2 separate regions of the Homo sapiens genome follow, and region 2 is linked to region 1. A link is an interaction called in ENCODE POLR2A ChIA-PET data of the cell type or tissue named here. Cell type or tissue: IMR-90. All regions are shown on one strand. Each heading gives the region's core, and the rest is flanking DNA. Links, peaks and the distances in the headings are about the cores only.

Evidence for each region. ChIA-PET counts read pairs that join two places held together with the same protein. Peaks named below come from ENCODE experiments on the same cell type or tissue, not always from the same donor. Only the 100,000 strongest peaks of a DNase experiment are listed, where the experiment ranks them.
Region 2: POLR2A ChIA-PET joins it to region 1 with 5 read pairs; 4 of 35 experiments call an interaction of 5 or more read pairs at or near these places.

Annotation. Positions count from the first base shown.
Region 1 is chr11:69,919,353-69,922,258 of GRCh38, reverse strand. No RefSeq gene overlaps it. Among named protein-coding and RNA genes, the nearest start is that of FGF3, 100 kb to the right of the region's middle. In IMR-90, for the core only: no CTCF peak of the experiment used is centred there; no DNase peak of the experiment used is centred there.
Region 2 is chr11:70,208,749-70,211,654 of GRCh38, reverse strand. It overlaps LOC124902705 (a long non-coding RNA gene), which reads left to right. Exons shown (of 3, transcript XR_007062761.1): 2 at 2,398-2,505. Among named protein-coding and RNA genes, the nearest start is that of FADD, 6.9 kb to the right of the region's middle. In IMR-90, for the core only: no CTCF peak of the experiment used is centred there; a DNase peak (open chromatin) is centred at 1,424.

The sequences.
Region 1 (2,906 bases), core at 136-2,635:
TGACAGCGGGAGGTGCCTGAGTCCCTGGAAGGGGCAGCTGCGGAGCCACCCATCATGAGTCACTTTCCCATCTTCTCCTAAAGGCACATACCCCACGCCGACCCCGCAGACAGCAGGGCCCCACTTTCCGCACCCCATGATCCAGAAGGCGTGGCTCAAGCCGAGTCCTGCCCTGGGCGGGTGTAGAGATGCCAACACCCACTTCACACCATCCCTGCCTGCTCCCCAGTCCCGGGGCACACCCCGAACTTTCCAGCCTCCAGGCCTTGTCTGTGCTGGGCCCCTCACTACCCAGAAACGCACTGTCTCTTCCTCCCATAGCTGAAATCCAGCCACCAGGGAGCCCCAGGGTCCTCGTGCCGCCAGCCCTGAACCTTGATTTTCATTTTTCTTGTCTCCCAGTTGGACTGTGAAGCCAGCGAGAGCATGGGGGCCTGGCTGTCCTGCCCCAGCCTTCCTCGGGGTGTCCTGGCTCTGTCCCGTGAGCTGCGTGACACAGGCCCACCCACAAGTGGCGTGACGCAGGCCCAGAGCCACAGGCTGGACAGCTCCACTCCCCAGGACTCACGCCGTGGATGTCACGAAGCTTCACTTGTCTCCACAGAATAAAATCCAGCCCGAGGTCTGGTTCCTCCTGGGGTTCAAGGGACATCCAATCTCTCCCCAGCAGGGGATCAAAGGCCTTGGGTAGGGTTTTTTAACCTGTGGTGCTCTCGGCAGGATGCCCAGAGCCTCCCCCTTGGTCCTGCTGCCTCTCGGTGACTCCCGGTGGCCCCCTCCGGAGAGGCCACAGCCCTTTACCCTCCTCCTTCTCTTGGGACACCCCCTTTCCCAGGCTGAGCCCAGCCTCTCTGGGTCACCCCAGCTTTATTTCTTGTAGGGCAAGCAGATCATTTTATTTTTGACCGAAGGGCTCCTGAAAAGCCAGGATGCCATGAGCAGCCAGGACTTGGCCCTCCCCACCTTCCTAGGGGTGGCAGGGGGTTGGTGTCTCACTGATTACCCGACCTGACCCTAACCTCATGTATTGGAGTGAACAGTGAGTAGGAACTTCAGAGGCAGCTCCGAGTCCTCAGAACACCCTCAGGGAGGCTGTCCTGCCACACTGCACCTTGAGAAGTCTGGAGCCCTGAGTGGCCCGGCCTGCCTGTGTCATGCTGCTGATGGGCAGAGCCAGGGAGCAGCCCCAAACCCCAGCCCAGGCCCTCGCTGAGGAGCACCGGGCTCCCAGGGACTCATCTGAGGGCTGTCCCCAAGCAGAAGGCAGCTTGGGCACTGATAGCCTCTGACAGCCTCCCCCACCCTCCTGCACCTGTGGCTGCTGCAGGCCGCGGTGGGCCCCGCTCCTGGGGCAGCAGGAGGACCCCACCTGGTACCCGCCACATTACCCTATTGATGCCACAGGGCTTCGAATTCATGTCCCCCCGCCCCATGGCTGCAGGTTGGGGCTTCGGAGCTCAGTGGTTGCAGGCCCTGTGTGGCCACATCTACACTGAGGCTGCAGCACTGGGGCAGGGGCAGGTGCACAGACGTTTGTGGGAGGTGGGATCAGGCAATGCCACCCCGTCCATGCAGCTGGTGCATCCCCTGCAGCCCCAGCAGCTGAGGAAAATGTCGAGAAAGGACCTGGACCTCCTGGGGGACTGGCACACGCCAGCTGGAACCACTGAAGAAGCCCCATGGAAGCCGGCTGGGGAGAGGAGGTGGACCTGAGGGAGGACTCACCCCAGGAGGGAGGACTCAGCCTGAAAAGGGAGGACTCACCCAGAAGCGGGAGGGCTTACCCCAGGAGGGAAACTCACCTCAGGAGGGGAACTCACCCTAAGGAGGGGGACTCACCCAGAGGAGGGGGAACTCATCTAGAGGGGGGGGCACTCACCCAGGAGGGGAACTCACCCTGAGGAGGCAGGACTCACCTCAGGAGGGGAACTCACCCAGAGAAGGGAGGACTCACCTCAGGAGGGGAACTCACCCTGAGGAGGGGGAACTCACCCAGAGGTGAGAGGACTCACCCCAGGAGGGGAACTCCGGGTTGAGGAAGGAGGGGTCACCCTAGGAGGGGGAACTCACCCTGAGGAGGACTCACCCTGAGAAGGATGGACTTACCTCAGGAGGGAGGACGCATCCCAGGAGGGGGACTCACCCAGAGGAGGCAGGACTCACTCTAGGAGGGGAACTCACCGTGAGAAGGGAGCATTCACCCAAGGAGGGGGAACTCACCCTGAGGAGGACTCACCCTGAGGAGGGGGAACTCACTCAGAGGCAGGAGGACTAACCCCAGGAGGGAAACTCACCCTGAGGAGAGAGGACTCACCCTGAGAAGGGAGGACTTACCTCAGGAAGGAGGACTCACCCCAGGAGGGGAACTCACCCCAAGGAGGAAGGACTCACCCTGAGGAGGGAGGACTCACTCCAGGCAAGAGCTGGATGGCTGGTGACAGGCCCTGGAGCCAGCAGGGAGGGGCAGCTTTCCTGGGAGCTTGGTGACAAAACAGAGGACTATTCCCAAGAGCCCTGGAGGAGTGTGTACCTGTCTGTGTGTATGCATGTGTGGTGGAGTGTGTGCATGTGGGTGTCTGTGAACTGGTGTGTAAGAGTGTTCCCATTGCACTCATGTTCATGTGAGGACACATTGCACTTATGTGCATGTGAGCAGTAGTGTGTGCCTGTGTGCGTGTATACACGAGTGTGCGGGCACGTGTGTTACTTTGTGCCTGTGTGAGCTGCAGGGAAAGGCGCCTGTGAGTGAAGTGAAGGAGCCCTGGGGCCGAACATAGCACTGGGACTTGGTCACCCCAAGGTGGTGGCACCTCTGGGTCCCTCTCTGCGGGGAGGAAGCATGGGAACCGGGGGGTGGGAGCCGGCCCAGGAGGCCAAGATAGAGTGGCAGGGGAGGAGGGATGCCA
Region 2 (2,906 bases), core at 173-2,672, 290 kb before region 1:
TTCATTTCAATAATGAAACATCAATAGGCACAAATATATAGCCAGATGTGGAATAGAAGCCCATGTGTCTAGCCCTTGGAAACTATAAATCGCCAATAAAATTGCAAATTGGGGAGAGAGAAGCCTACAAAACTCGTAGAATTCAGATTAATAACATATTTAACGTCAGGTATGATTACTATTTTTTCCTTTCTTTTCTTTCCTCTGTTTTTTGAGACAGGGTCTTGCTCTGCTGCCCAGGCTGGAGTGCAGTGGCGCAACGATGGCTCACTATAGCCCTGAACTCCTGGGCTCTAGTGATCCTCCTGCCTCCCAAGTAGCTGGAACTACAGGAATATACCACTGTGGCCAGCTAATTTATTTTATTTTTTTTAAATTTTATTTTGAGAAAGAGTTTTGTTCTGTTGCCCAGGCTGGAGTGCAGTGGCGTGTTCTCAGCTCACTGCAACCTCCCCATCCCAGGTTCAAGCAATTCTTCTGCCCCAACCTCCTGATTAGCTGGGTCTACAGGCATGTACCAACACACCTAGCTAATTTTGTATTTTTAGTAGAGATGGGATTTCACCATGTTGGCCAGGCTGTTCTTGAACTAGTGACCTCATGTGATCTGCACGCCTTGGCCTCCCAAAATGCTCAGATTACAGGCATGAGCCACCACACCGGCCTAATTTATTTATTATTATTATTATATTTTAGAGATGGAGTCTTGCTTTGCAGCCCAGGCTTTTGAACTCTTGGCTTCAAGAGATCTCCCACCTCAGCCTCCCAAAGTGCTGAGATTACAGGCGTGAACGACTGTGCCGGGCTCAGCATTTTTAATTCATTCCAAACAGAAGTGCATTCTGTTTAATCATTAAACAGTATGTATGATGCTGTTTTGCTGAAACAAAATTGTAGCTTCATGTCTACAGACTGTCATCAAGGAGGCGTGGGAGTTTGGAAGGCCTTGTACTTGCCATGTGCCTGGGGGTGACTCAAATGGTCCACGATATTCTTTTTCTATTTGAGCCACACCTCAAAAACTTAAATCATATGTCATTTGGCTTTCCATGAGGACCCCATTCATGCATTGAATTGGCCTCTGTTCCTTGGTGACCATTACTGGGGTTGGCATCCATGATTCTTGCCACGGGGTCTCAACTTAGTAAATGATTCAAGAAACTAAGAGCTTCTTTGATGGAAGTATCTTTCAATTGCAAATTTCCCTGTAAAAGAGAAGTCTTGCCTTTATCTCAGCAGACACTGGGGGACGGGTCACTCTGGCATGAGCACATGCTACCCCACGTCATGTTTGCCTGTCTGATTCCAAATGCAATTCACACAGGATTTGTGTGGCTAGAAAGCAGTCAGCAAGATGACTCAGATTAATTATCACGGGAATAAAAATATAAAACAAAAAAATATGGACAGAGTTCGTGGCTTCTAAGAAGAGTCAGGGGACTGTGTTATGACTCAGTTTATTTCTGGCTGCTGATGGGAGATGGGCTGGATGGGTGGAAGGCGGGGCAGAGGCGGAAGATGAATTGCGAGGTCACTCACTGTGGTTGTCCAGTGGAAAGGGCTGAGGCCCCACTGGGAGTGGGGGTGGCGGCAGGTAGCAGAAGAGGTGGATGGGAGAGACACTTGTGAGTTACAAAGTATAGGACCTGGTGCTTACTTTTATTTTTTTTTGAGACAGGGTCTTGCTCTGTTACCCAGGCTGGATTGCAGTGGTGTGATCATGGCTCACCGCAGCCTCATCCTCCTGGGCTCAAGCAATCCTCTTGCCTCAGTCTCCCGAGTAGCTGGGAGCACAGGTGTACACAACCACATCCAGCTACATTTTTTTTATTTTTATTTTTTTTAGAGATGAGGTTTCCCTATGTTGGCGAGGCTGGCCTCAAACTCCTGGGTTCAAGTAATCCTCCCACCTCAGCCTCCCAAAGTGCAGGGATTACAGATGAGAGCCACTGCACCTGGCCTAGCGCCCAGTTTTAATTGAGGGAAGAGTGACAGTGGGGAGAGGAAGGAGGGTTTGTGGCTTGGGCTACTGACTAGATGGTGGTGTCAGGCACGGAACGGGGCGCAGGTTGCAGGGAGGCTGAATTTGGGGTGTGGCTTGCATGACTCTGACAGTGCCCATGTGCTAATCCCTGGGATCTGTGAATATGTTCCCCTACCTGGCAAAGAAATTCTGCAGATGTGTTTAAATTGATGTTGAGATGGGAAGAGGATCCTGGGTTATCCAGGTGGCCCAGTGTAGTCACTAGAGTTTTTGTAAGAGGGAGGCAGGAGAATCAGTCAGAGAGATGGGAAGATGCTCATCTGTGGGCCTGAAGATGGAGGGAGGGGCCATGAGTTAAAGAATGCAGGCAGCCTCTAGAAGATGCAAAAGGCAAGACACGGATTCTCTTCTAGGTCTTCCGGGAGGAACCAGCTTGCTGACACCTGATTTGTAGACCAGGGAGAGACATTTTGGACCTCTGACCTCCAGAACCATAAGATAAACTTGTGCCGCTTAAGGCGGTAAGTACGTGGTAGTTTGCTATAGCAGCCACTGTGAGGCTGCCCCTAGGCAGTTGGGGTCTGGGGCAAGAGAAAGATCTGGGCTAGAGATACCTGGCAGGTACCAGGGACCTAGGATGGGTGAGGCTAAGAAAGGGCTGTGCTCCCTAGAGGAGGGGTGAGGCTGAGGCTGGGGGAGGGTGTGAGGGACCTGAGAGGAGGACAGCGGAGAGGGAGAAGAGCTCCTGGAGAGAATGGTCACGGAAGGTGTCAGAGGCCCTAGAGATTCAGGTAGAACAAAAATGCTGCAGCAGCCTGTGACTTCAGCAAGAATAGTTTGTGTGGGGTGTGGTCTCAGGAGCACCAGGGAGTGAGTCCTGGAGAGGGGTGGCTGTGAGAATCTGGGAGCGAGTGTGAGTGTG